Regions from separate parts of the Mus musculus genome. Here region 2 is linked to region 1. Evidence: chromatin loops called from intact Hi-C (ENCODE). Cell type or tissue: heart. All regions are shown on one strand. Links, peaks and the distances in the headings refer to the core of each region. The heading gives the core; the rest is flanking DNA.

What was found. Peaks named below come from ENCODE experiments on the same cell type or tissue, not always from the same donor. Only the 100,000 strongest peaks of a DNase experiment are listed, where the experiment ranks them.
Region 2: a loop joins it to region 1, with 2.0 times the contacts of the local background. A loop is called at or near these places in 1 of 42 quality-filtered maps.

Annotation. Positions count from the first base shown.
Region 1 is chr14:52,274,984-52,283,064 of GRCm38, forward strand. Rab2b (RAB2B, member RAS oncogene family) reads right to left here and starts at 4,412. Exons shown (of 8, transcript NM_172601.3): 1 at 4,213-4,412; 2 at 3,931-4,002; 3 at 460-527. The coding sequence starts at 4,258. Tox4 (TOX high mobility group box family member 4) reads left to right here and starts at 4,163. Exons shown (of 10, transcript NM_023434.3): 1 at 4,163-4,249; 2 at 4,405-4,673; 3 at 4,838-4,906. The coding sequence starts at 4,668. Gm23758 (a small nucleolar RNA gene) reads left to right here and starts at 1,548; the gene lies at 1,548-1,637. In heart, for the core only: a CTCF peak has its summit at 4,469 (motif pointing right); a DNase peak (open chromatin) is centred at 4,508; H3K4me3 peaks cover 2,489 bases; H3K27ac peaks cover 1,650 bases.
Region 2 is chr14:52,117,374-52,122,373 of GRCm38, forward strand. Rpgrip1 (retinitis pigmentosa GTPase regulator interacting protein 1) reads left to right here. Exons shown (of 25, transcript NM_023879.3): 4 at 1,823-2,061; 5 at 3,100-3,199; 6 at 3,620-3,748. Among named protein-coding and RNA genes, the nearest start is that of Rpgrip1, 9.0 kb to the left of the region's middle. In heart, for the core only: a CTCF peak has its summit at 2,063; no DNase peak of the experiment used is centred there; H3K4me3 peaks cover 1,616 bases; H3K27ac peaks cover 1,781 bases; H3K27me3 peaks cover 1,384 bases.

The sequences.
Region 1 (8,081 bases), core at 1,847-6,846:
GTTTCTCTGTATAGCATGGGCTGTCCTGGAACTCACTTTGTAGACCAGGCTGGTCTTAAACATCCTCCACCTGAGAGTCAAATCATTTCAAATAAAAAAGGTATGATGCTTTGTTTTTGACCTGAATATCTCAGTATGTATTCCCTCTTGGCTTCACCTTTCTTGGGCTCCTTGCCTCATCCTACAGTTTTTGTTTTTTTCTTCTTTTTTGGTGTTTTTGAAACAGGGTTTCTCTGTGTAGTCCTGGCTGTCCTGGAACTCACAGACCAGGCTGGCCTCCAACTCAGAAATCTGCCTGCCTCTGCCTCCCGAGTGCTGGGATTAAAGGCATGCACCACCACGCCCGGCTCATCCTATAGTTTTAAAACTACAGGTGTCTAGCATTCCACAAGGCTGCATTAGCTTTTACTGTTATAACTGGGCCTCAGTCTGGTACTAAATTGTTTTGCCCTCTCTTACCGTATCCCAGATTTGCAGTTTGATTTGTTTTCCATCGATGTTGACCATACGTGCTCCAAACTCCACACCTGTCAGTGAAAGACAAGAGAACGAACATGACTGTAATGAACACATACATGTCCATCTAGAGCCACATACTTTTCCCCAGTGTTATAATGATGAGTCCTTTGTCATCACTCACTGACATTCAGCCCGACAGTGGTTATTGCTCCAATTGAATTTGTGTTCCTTTTAGTTTCTTTTCTAGAATTAAAAACCCACTGACTGGACATGTAGCTCACTTGATACAGGACTTGCCTAGAAGCTCTGGAGTCAATCCCCAGATCCACATAAAACTGGACACAGGACTAGAGAGATGGCTCAGCACTAAAGCAAAGCATGTATGTGCTTCTTGGACTGGAATTGGGTATCAACACCCTCATCTGATAGTTCATAACTGCCTGTAACCCCAACTTCAAGGACTCCAATACCCTGTTCTGGGCCCTATGGGCATCTGCACACTCATGCACGTGCACATCCACATGCATGCCCCAGAACCCCTTAACTGAGCATGGCAGTGATCTAATCCCAGGCCTCATGAGGTAAAGGCAGTAGGAGCCCTAGGATAAGAAGTTCAAGGTCATCATGACTTACAGAGCAAGTTCAGGGTTGGCCTGAGATTACCCTACAGCTACAGGTATAACTCAGCGATAGTGTAACTACTTAGAACATAACTCACTAGGTTTAATCCCTTTCACCAAAAAGAAACAAGTGGATTCTAAGTGATAATGACTTAAGAATAACTCAGATGTAGAAAAGGGAACAAAGCTCATTCAGATAAAATAAATACAAGTAGTCTCACTGTTTTGATTTTACAGTCTGGATGACACTTGCTATATTAAGACCATAGGGGGCTGGGGGCTGGAGATATGGTCAGTGGTTGAGAGCACTTGGTCTTGGAGCAGAACAGAGTTTGGTTCCCAACACCCTTGTCCAGTGGCTCACAACTACCTGTAACTCCTGCTGCAGAGGGGTCAATGATCTCTAGCCCTTATAGGCACCTGTACACACATGTGCAAATACAAACACACATATATACAAAAAAATTTTTTTTAAGATCTGAGGGGGAAAAACCCACGTATGTGTTACCAGAGTTAGTTCTTTCCCTAGATCTGGTTTTATAAATTCTAGTAATAAACTAAGTTTGATTTATTATATAACCAGTTGATTTGTTTTAAGGCCTTATAATGACAGAGACTCTATCTAGATCTTCTTAAGAATTAGCCTTAAGAAAAGTGGCACTGCAGTTACTGTAATGATTTGCAAATAACATCTGAAGAATGTGTACCCGCTACAAAGCAAGTTCTAGGACAGCCAGGGCTATACAGAAAAACTCTTGTCTCAAAAAAAAAAAAAAAAGCCACTACAGGAAAGTTTTTCATAAAATAAACTACAAAGCTACAATTCATAGAAAAAAATTTCTAGAAAATGAACATAACAATTCTGGGACAAATAAAACTAAAAGAGATGAATAAATGCTTAGGAATGTTAGCTTACACTGAAATCTGACTAGGTAATATTTAATTCTACAATTGTTTTCAAAGAACTTCTTTGTTTGCTGGTTTGGTTGGTTGGTTTTGGTTTTTCAAGACAGGGTTTCTCTGTTTAGCCCTGGCTGTCCTGGAACTCACTCTGTAGACCTGGCTGGCCTTGAACTCAGAAATCCACCTGCCTCTGCCTCCCGAGTGCTGGGATTAAAGGCGTGCGCCACCACTGTCAGGCTCAAAGAACTTCTGAACTATTTGAAAGTTAAGTGTTTTGCCTGCATGTTAAGTATGTGTGACGTATGTGGCTGGTACCTGTGGAGGCCAGAAGAACCCAAAGGATCCCCTGGAACTTGAGTGACAGAGGATGATGGGTGCTGGGAATTGAACCCTTGTTCTTGGGAGAGCAGTCGGTGCTCTTAACTGCTGAGTCAGCTCTCCAGCCCATTGATAGCATTTCGCGACAGTGTCTCAGAGTACTGACTAGTTCTGTGTATGAAGCAGCACTTCTTAAACTGCAATTCTAAAACTGTTTTCATTGGCAATTAAAGAAGCTGCCTAAGGAACAGGTCTTCAAGGACAAAATACCTTCAATCACCAATAATTTCCAGAGTACATTGGTAATAGCCTCTCTTAAAGCAGTATGGAAACTGACGAACTGATAGAGCTTTTGACACTTTTCTATTTCTAGGCAAAATTCATCTCTTTCAAGGACAATATTTCAAAAAAACAAAAACCCCACTGCATCATAAGCAGACAATTCATCCCCTTTTCTATTTTCAAAATAGTATTTTGTACATAGCATGAGGAATTCATACTCTATATAAATATTTTTACTTTAAGGTGCTATATGAAATACCTGTTCTGAATACCTATTACCTCAACAAAAATCAAAAAGATATTTTTTTGGAAAAAAAAAATCACTGTCAACTTTTTTTTTCTCTCAGAACAATAAGAATGTAATTTCAATGAGTAAGAAACTAAAAAACAGGCTGAGTATAGTGGTGCATATCTAATCCCAGCATTTAGGACGATCAAGTCAAAATCATGGTCAGGTTACCCAGGAAGCTTAAAGCCAGTCTCGGCGCAAAAACAAACTTATTACGAAAGTCCGTGAGGCTGGGAGTGGTGGCGCACGCCTTTAATCCCAGCACTTGGGAGGCAGAGGCAGGCGGATTTCTGATTTTTGAAGCCAGCCTGTCCTACAGAGTGAGTTCCAGGACAGCCAGGGCCACACAGAGAGAAACCCTGTCCCGAGGGGGTGGGGGGGGGAGAGTCTAATGCAGGAGGATCTCTGGGAGTTTGTGTCCAGTGTGGGTTATATAATGAATCTGAGGCTATTTGCTCCTAAAAGAAGAGAAGGTGAAGAGATTAGAGGAGGTGTCTGTGCAGGAAGAACTGCAATGTCCGTACATTGGCTTTTACCTCTCCAGACTTAAAAGAATCCTATGTTGGTGTTTATGTTGAAAAACATGTGAAGCTGGTAGTTAATAACAAAATACAGATGAGATGTTTAATAAGCAGTCATGTTTCCGTGGGATTTTTCCATAAACATACAAGTTGCATTGGAAGAAAAAAAAATCCTACGGCAACTAGTATCTTACATCCATCTCTAAAGTTACCTTTCAATCATTTATCCTCCACTTACCAGCTTTTATCATTTTTCATATACCATGATTTCAGACCAAGGTAGCGAGAAGTAACTTTTTTTGGTTTTTCAAGACAGGGTTTCTCTGTGTAGCCCTGGATGTCCTGGAACTCACTTTGTAGACCAGGCTGGCCTCGAACTCTGAAATCCACCTGCCTCCCGAGTGCTGGGATTAAAGGCGCGAGCTACCACGCCCGGCCGAGAAGTAACTTTTTATTTAGAATACTGAGACTGTAACTTTCTCCTTTAGCAGTTCTGGCAGCTAGCTTTTAGCTGTTCTGGAACGAGGGGATAGCTTACCTATTGTGAGGTCGTGCACGGGCTGGAACCGCTTGTCGGTAAACTGAAGGAGGAGACATGACTTCCCCACACCTGCGAAAGAACGGTGTTCACTAGACGCACGTCACCCGGGAAGCCGCTGGCTCCCAGACAGGGAACAGGGTCTAAGGCAGGGGCAGAGCCCCGCCCCCGGGGCTCGCCCCGCCCCCTCCGCGCAACTCCGCTCACCCCGCCCCGCCCCCAAGCCGATTTTGGAGGTAGGATCCCCGCCCCAACTCCGAAGGCGGTCCGTCGGCGGGTTACCTGTGTCTCCGATGATGATGTACTTGAAGAGATAAGCGTAAGTCATGGTCCCGAGGCGTCTGTGTTCCGGGTCCTCCCGATTTCTACAGCCACTTACCTCCGACCTCTCTAGCCACTCAATCTACGGGTCTCCTTATTTGCCTCCGCTCCAGCCCTTCTAGCTCAAGCTGCGTCTCTATTGCTCTCCCCCAGAAATCTTCGCTGGATCGGCTGTACCGGACGCCGCCTCTAGGGCCACCCAGTGCTCTTCTACATGCCATTATCCCACCAAGCTCCAGGGGGCGACAGCGACCCTTCGGGCAGCTGGGATCGAGACTGGTTGCGTCCCTGACTCGGTCCAATCATCGGAGAGCGACGCTTTCTCCTTGAGGAAGTGACGCGCTCGGAACCTAGTGGGGGCGGTGGGAGCGATGCGGACGCGGAGACGCTGAGTCGCTGGTAGTGGTGCTGTGAAGATGGAGGTGGGTGCCGAGTCTTTGAGGGCTGATGAGGGTTCGCGGCCGACTAGGGGAAGCGGAAGCGGGAATGCAGGGCAGCGAGGAGCCAGGGGGGCTCGGGAGGGCTGGGGTCTCAGCACGCCACTGCTCCGCTCACTCACCCACCGCGGCTTTCTTTTGGTTTACAGTTTCCCGGAGGAAATGACAATTACCTGACGATCACTGGGCCCTCGCACCCTTTCCTGTCAGGAGCCGAGGTGAGCAAAAGCTGCTGATGCTGGGGCGCCGGAGGGCCTAGGCAGCGGTTAGGGAAGGACGGTGGGGGTGAGCGCGGGGGCTGGCGGGAGCTGGAGGGGACAGTGGCCGAGGCTTCGAGCTCCTCTAAGGACTGTGGAGGGGGTGGGGGTGGGGGAGAACCGAAAGCGGCTGTCATGAGGAAACCAGGATGTTGAAGAGACGGCTTGTTTGAGGAGTTTCTGTTCTGAATAGGAAGAACGAAAGGAATTGTTCTTTGGTTGGGGGTGAAATAACTAACAATCTTGGGAGACAGCAAGAAAGAAAAAAAATTTTTTCAGTAAAGAAATCGAGATAAAGAAAGTTGTTTATCCAGCAGGGAATAACTTCGGACAGTTGTTATTTCTTGAATTCTATAGGGGGCTCTTTTATTTGAAATGTCTTTTCTGATAAAAGTGGTTCATCCTACTGATGTGGCATCTGTTTGCTTGGCTAAAGAACGACAGAGGGAAAGAAATAGCTGCCAGAGAACATAGAAGGGGGTAGAGTGCACCTGTTTCCCAGTGATCACAGACTGACTATGTCACCTTTGGATTCCAGTTGTCAAATGACTATAATAACAGGGTTTGGTTTGGTTTGGTTTGGTTTGGTTTTTAAAGATGGCGTGAAGTAGAAGTAATGGTTGTTGGATGTTCTAAGACCTTCCACAAGGGTCACCTAAGACCATAGGAAAACAGATACTTTGTGATTCATAACAGTAGCAAACTTATATTTGTGAAATAGCAGCGAAAATAATTTTATGGTTGGGGGTCACCATAATATGAGGAACCATAATAAAGGGTCCATGCAGCATTAGGAACGTTGAGAGCCACTGCTGTAAGATATTCAGGAAAACTTTTGGTTGACAGATTTTCCTATTAGAAAGCATAAAACTTATTTGAGCAAGCGAAAGTCAAAGCTGCAGTGTATGAAATTTTACCATTTTTTTTTTGAGAACTTGAGCCTTGGTCCATCTTTTGAGGATTATATACTACCTCCCAAAGTGCTGTGAATTCATTTGCACGGTTGTTTGCACCAAAAGTAGTTATCCATTGCTGTTGTGTCGGTTTATCCTGTGGGAACATTGTTATGGTTGAGAGATGATTGACAGTGAGTGATTGCTAGTTGCTTTTGCTTTTTGTTTTTTGTTTTGGTTTGGTTTGGTTTGGTTTTTTGGTGTTTTTTTTTCTTTTCTTTCCTTTTTCTTTTCCTCTTTCTTTCTTTCTTTCTTTCTTTCTCTCTCTCTCTCTCTCTCTCTCTCTCTCTTCTTTCTTTCTTTCTTTCTTTCTTTCTCTCTTTCTTTCTCTCTTTCTCTCTCTCTCTCTTCTTTCTTTCTTTCTTTCTTTCTTTCTTTCTTTCTCTCTCTCTCTCTCTCTCTCTCTCTTTCTTTCTTTCTTTCTTTCTTTCTTTCTTTCTTTCTCTCTTTCTTTCTCTCTTTCTTTCTTTCTTTCTTTCTTTCTTTCTTTCTTTCTTTCTTTCTCTCTCTCTCTCTCTCTCTCTCTCTCTCTCTCTCTCTCTCTCTCTCTTTCTTTCTTTCTTTCTTTCTTTCTTTTTAAATAAAAGACAATCTCACATAGCTCTGGCTGTCCTGGAACTCACAATGTAGGCCAGGCTGACCTCAAACTCAAAGATATCCACTTGCCTCTGCCTTTCCAGTAAAGAGTTCTTCCCATTCAGAACAGAACTCTTTCCTGTGATTAAAGGCATACTCTAGCACTCCTGGCTGCTGGTTTATTGTTTAACTTAATATTATTGAATATTCTCCTAAGCAAAGGGAGGTATGACTCAAATGAGTGGCAAAATTAGGAAGGAAACGAAGTCTTACACTTGGTGATTTTATTCCGAGTTCCATCCAAAAGGTCTCCATGGTCTGATTTCATTGTTTGGAGTGCAGTAAGTCACATTGTCCTTATTTATAGGAAAGTACATTTTAAAAGTAAACACGGCTGGATGTGGTGGCACACGCTTTTAATCTCAGCACTCAGCCGAGGCAGGTGGATTTCTGAGTTCAAGGCCAGCCTGGTCTACAGAGTTCCAGGACAGCCAGGGCTACACAGAGAAACCCTCTCTCGGAAAAACCAAAAAAAAAAAAAAAAAAAAAAAAAAAAGGTAAACACAAGGTTGGGTGTAGTGGTACACATCTTTAATCCTAATTCCAACATTTGGGAGACAGAGTTGTGTGTCTTTTTTTTTTTTTTTTTTTTTAAGATTTATTTATGCGAGTACACTGTTGATCTCTTCAGAGAGACACACCAGAAAAGGGCGTCAGATCTCATTGCAGATGGTTGTGAGCCACCATGTGGTTGCTGGGGATTGAACTCAGGACCTCTGGAAGAGTAGTCAGTGCTCTTAACCACTGAACCATTTCTCCAGTCTCCCCCACCCCCACCCCATGTGTATCTCTTTAAATTCAAAATTACATAGACCATGTCTCCAAAAAAGGAAAAAAAAAGGTAAATACAGCTTTCAATTTTTCCTACCAGTCTGACGTTGATCAAAAGCTAACAGCATGAGGGATGGCCCTTTAAAACATGCAGGGACGGGGCTGGTGAGATGGCTCAGGGGTTAAGAGCACTGACTGCTCTTCTGAAGGTCCTGAGTTCAAATCCCAGCAACTACATGGTGACTCACAACCATCTAATGAGACCTGACACCCTCTTCTGGAGTGTCTGAAGACAGCTACAGTGTACTTATGTATAATAATAAATAAATTTAAAAAAAAACCATACAGGGACTAGATAGCGAAGCACTGGCCTACTGTGTGCTGGACCCTTGACCCAGCATTGACGGAAAAAGGGAGGACTTTCAAGGCTTGCTTCTGCCCTTTGTTTCTGTTCTGTTCTGGCTCCTGGTGTAGCTGTTGAGAGGAGGGAACATTCAGCTAAGCTTTAAGGTCCGTTTCAGGAGCTTCCTTTAGGCCTTGACTGTGTCCTTGTTACTTACAACTTGTGCACCTACTTGTTCCTGCCTCTCAGTGAATTTTTAAACTTTATGTCTTTGTTTAGTTTGAGAGGAATCGTTTCACTGTGTAGTCTTGGCTGACAGCAAACTTGCTATGCGACTAGGCTGGCCTTCGTTTGCCTCTGCTTCCTGAGTTCTGGGATTAAAATATATGCCACCGTGCCTGGCTTTTAATCTTCATGTTAGTGAATGTATGGG
Region 2 (5,000 bases), core at 1-5,000, 160 kb before region 1:
GGGTTGAGAACTGCTGCTCTATGTAGACCATGCTGGCCTTGAACACAGAGTTCCACTTGGCTCTGGCTCCTGAGCACTGATTACAAAAGAGTGTTCCAGGATAACCAGCCTCCCCTCCCCCTTTTATATGCTTTGATGTGGAAGTGTCAGATCCCCTGTAACTGGAGTTATTTATAGACAGTTGTAAGCTGCTGTGTGGGTGCTGGGAATTAAACCTGGGTCCTCTGGAAGAGCAGCCAGGGCTCATAACTACAGAGCCTTCTCTCTGGTGTCCAACCCGCCCCACCCCACCCAGGTACCCAGCCCCTTTGTGTGTGTGTGTGTGTGTGTGCGTGTGTTTGGTTGGTAGGTTGGTTGGTTTTTTGTTTTTTGTTTTTTTTTTTTTGAGACAGGGTTATATTATGTAACCTGGCTGGGCTGAAACTTGAAGTATCTCGTCCCTAAGGTTGTGATTACAAGCAGACATCACACTCCAGTGGGCTTGCTTTTCCTCACATGGTAATATTCCCTAAATAACTACAGGACTTGGCCACAGTTAAATCCACTGCTGGGAGTAAAGGCCTGTATCACCAAGCCTAACTCAGAGATTAATCTTAGTTTAGGGCATTAATCTTAATTCAGCACTGAATAAAAAAGAATGAAAAGAAGGACATGACTGTTCCTAGCAGTGGAGAGGGTTTACTGTAGACAAGTGTGAGAGAAGAGGAACGGCAGTCTCCAAGGCTCTAAGAGAGAACATGGCCAGACTAGGCTGGGCCATTTGAGGAGAGAGGGACAGGGGGAGCAAGAAAAGAGCTGGGGCCTGGGACTAGAACCTGGCCAAGAGAACAAAGAGGTTTTTAAAAGGACTGGTGTAGCCAAAATCGCTGGATTATATCCGGAAGAGCAGCTAGGGGAAGGGCAGCCCAGACCCTGGACTGGAGAATTAAGGGTAAGGGGCAGGTATGCCAGCCAGAGGGACACTGTAACAGATAGGGACTGACGGATACAGGGAGAGCTGGAGGCCAGCCTGGTCTACAGAAAGAGTTCCGGGATAGCCAGGGCTACACAGAGAAACCCTGGCTCAAAGCAACAACAACAACAACAAAAAAAAAAAAAAAAAAAAAAAAAAAAAAAAAAAAAAAAAAAAGAAGAGACAAATCCGCTGAAATGGTCACTCCGTTTGTGGGGGAGGGGCCGGGCAAGGCGGTGTATTGTGAATAAGAGATAAGAGAGAGAACATACTTAGAGGCATCTGGAAGAGCCCAGAACAAAGAGAAAAAGTAGAATGGACTTGGTGAGAGAGCTCAGGGCAGACCATTCATTTGGGTGATGTGTAGCCGTGGGAGAAAAAACGCTGGTGGTAGCTGGAGCAAGCCTGGGAATTCTAGGACGTGGGGGGTGAGAGTAGTCTGGGCTACACAGAAATCCTGACTTGCAAAACAAAACGAAAACAGCAGCAATAAAATAAAAAGACAAACAAACAAAAAGATCCAGCTAGAAGGCATTTCTTAGTGATTGACGGGAGAGGGCCCAGCCCATTGCGGGTGGTGCTAGTCCTGTACTGACTGAACAAGCAGGCTGAACAAGCCTTAAGCAGTAAGTATCCTTCTACGGCCTGTGTGGCTGTTCCAGTCTCCAGGTTACCACCCTGTTTGAGTTTTTGTCCTGGCTTCCTTCAATGTTGGACTACAATGTGAAAATATAAGTCAAATACATAGCGACAGTAAGCCTAGCTAAGACATCAACGCTGGGGGCTAGCTCTGAGGCTTGCCCAACTAGAATCAAGCCTTAGGCATGAGTTGGTGTGTGTGGAAACCCCATGTGGCTTGTTTTGCTACAGGCGAAGGACGAACGTGCAGCGATCCACAACTACCCAACCGGACCTACGGACACTTGCTGTGCTCCAGGAGCCAGAGAGGCGCAGGCGGCCGTGGGTCTCAGCGTCCCCGAGCCCCTCGGCGCCCCCGCGCGCACCAGTTCCCGGGAGGAAAGCGCATGTGCAGCGCCTGTGTCCCTCGACCGCGGTAGGCAGTGCACAGCCTCGAGTCCACGCGGGACGCAGACTGCCCCACATAGCTGGTGTGTCTCTACAGCAGAAACCCAAGCGGAGTGAAGCTGGAATCACGCCCTCTCCCGGGGGTGGGGAGGGGACTGAAGCGCCAGTCACAGTTACCCTTTGTTTTCTCACCTTTCCACTTTCCTAAAATCCTTCCCCATCCCCCAACTCTCGTGTGCGGAAGTCGGGTCCAAATTTCTGAATTCACTGCGAGTAGGCAGCTCAGTGTCAGAGGGCTTGCTTAATATGTTTGAGACGGTAGGTAAATCTCTGAGACCACCAGACCACGAAAGTAAACAGAAATAAACAAACAAACAAACAAATAATAATAATAATAATAACCAAAAAAAAAAAAAAAAACCCAGACCCGGAGGGGAGAGGGAGTAAAAAGCGGGTAACAGCGATAAGGGCTCAAAAGGGAAAATTGTCTGCGGGAAAGAAGGGAACCATCAGGGAACGGCATGGGCGAGGCAGAGGAGGATGCACAAAGCGGTGGTCCATGTGTACAACTGCAGAACCCGCCATGTTATATGTTAATAATTAAAAAAAAAGTGAACATTAAACAAATCCGGATTCCCGGCTATGGTGGTTTATTCTTTAATCCCAGCACTCCAGAGGCAGATGCTGGAGGGTTTCTGTGAATCCTTCTGTGGTCTAGATATCGAGTTCCAGGACAGCCACAGCTACACAGAGAAACCCTGTCTCGGGGGAAAAAAAAAAATCCAGGCAACCAGCCGACCAAAATGAAATAAAGGAATACCTTTGAGCATGGCTGTACCAGGTTAGGCAAACACACAGGCCCTGGCTTGGACCAGCGTGCCTCTTTTTTCTTCCCATTTGTACCACTCACCGAGTCAGTATTTTGGGCTGAAGATATTTGCAGTTGTGATTTTATGTAAAAATAAGGAAGTGCCTCAGTGGCTAATTGTCACATAAGGATTTCCTCCAAGTCGCAAGGCTCTCTGTGACCAGCACTTGGTGTCCTGGTTTCAGCATGAGGTGTTCTGAAAGATACCATGGCTACATTTCCCTTTTTTTTTTTTCCTGCCTAAACTTTTCAGGGCCAAATGACAGGCGCAGCCATACAGCCCCTCCCGCATTTAAAGACTATGTGGCGGACAAGAACACCAGAATCGAAATAACCAGGGAGCCCAGCCAACTGTGAGTACCTCGGGCGGGTCCCATGTTGTTACCCACAAAGCTTTTGTTGGGAATATATCACTTAAGGACCAGTGGGTGTTGCTGATTTCTGTAATAATCAGAGAAGATGAAAGGCAGCTCTAAGTCAAAATTGCAAAGTCCTTGTTTAAAAATACAAAACAAGAGCCAAGGGGAAGGGCATTCCCTTAGTCCCAGCACAGACAGGTGGATCTCTGTAAGTTCCTGTCAAATCTTACATTTGTATTCATATTTATATTCGTGAAACAAGCATGTCTCCATCCTTTGAATGATAAATAAAAGTCCTTTAGGAAGTTTCTGCTTTTCCCATTTGTGCTTACTCTTCCTCAGTTAGAACAAGATAGTTTTTATCCACCAGTTCCTGATTTGGGCTAAATTCATTGGTCTTTGTATGCCTAACAGTACTCACACCATGACGACTGATTCTACACATGTGGAAGAGATCCCCAGATCTCCTGAGAAAACATCCAAAGTTGAAAAGCCTGAACAGAGAAGCTCAGAGGAGTGCACTCAGAAGGCTGCAGAGCTTCGGTGAGAGCTAACATTTTGTGCTTCAAACCATACTGAACAGAAAAGGCAAGGCTTCTAGCTCCACCTTTCTTCACTTCTGAGGAAAAAAAGATTTCCTTGTGTCTTAAATACAGACCTGCCCTTAGTACACACCTTTAATCCCCCAAAATGAAGGTAAAGTTACTTTGTACAAGGAAGCGTCCAGGTTTAAAAGTGATGTCTAATTGAGTGGCAGACAAAGTAACGAATCAGAGAAACATTTGACAAAATAGGATCTGCCCAACTCTTGGAAGGAGAGGAAAGGAAAGCGAAGCTTCTTAAGGGGCAGTGCAGATTGGGGGGGGGGGGGATAGGAGGGAATGGGAGAGGGGCGACAGGGAGAGGGAGAGGTCCTTTTACAGGGGCAGGGTGCAAAGAGAACAAGCTAGACTAGACACAGATGAAGACAGAACGAGACAGGGTGAAGAGCAAGAAGATCAGAATAGATTGACAGATAGTTTGAGCAATTCAGGAGAACCTGGGAGAAGCCAGATTGAATCGGTTATCATGGAGAGGAGTTTGAGTCAGAACAGCTGAGTAGACTAGCTAGCCAGAGATCAGAAAGAAGAAAGGGTGAGTTTATTCAGCAGCAAGTCTCAGAAGCTGAAAACATTCTAGACCTAGATTAGATTGTACGGAGGCTGGAAGCTTTCGGCACTAGGCCTAGGTTAGTAGACTGAGGCAGTAAACCTCCACGGTGACAATTACATCAGGCAAATAAAAGTTACTTTTTACACTATGCGTACCTAGAAAATTAGGAGAGCAGTGGTGGTTGGTGATTGCGCATGCCTTTAATTCCAGCAGGCAGATCTGTGAGTATGAAGCCTGTATATACAGAGTGAGTTCCAGGACAGCCAGAGCTACACAGAGAAACCCTGTCCCCAAAACTAAACAAAACACCCCCATAACAAAAAACCCCTGCATATAAAGAAGTAGGTGAGTTAGGTGTTACGGTTACGGTGTCTGCAGTTTATCCCAGCACTCAAGAGGCACACTCAGGTGGGCCTCTGTTGGAGGCCAGCCTGGTCTACAAGGAGAATCCCAGGGTGACACAGTGAGACACAGTCCTCTCAAGAAAGGGGAGGGGGAAGAGAAGAAGTGAATTTCTCCCTGTAGCCCTGGCTATCTGGAACTCACTCTGTAGACCACCAGGACCTCAAACTCAGAGATCCCCCAGCCTCTGCCTTCTGAGTCATGGGATTAAAGTCATGTGCCACCCCTGCCTGGCCAGGAA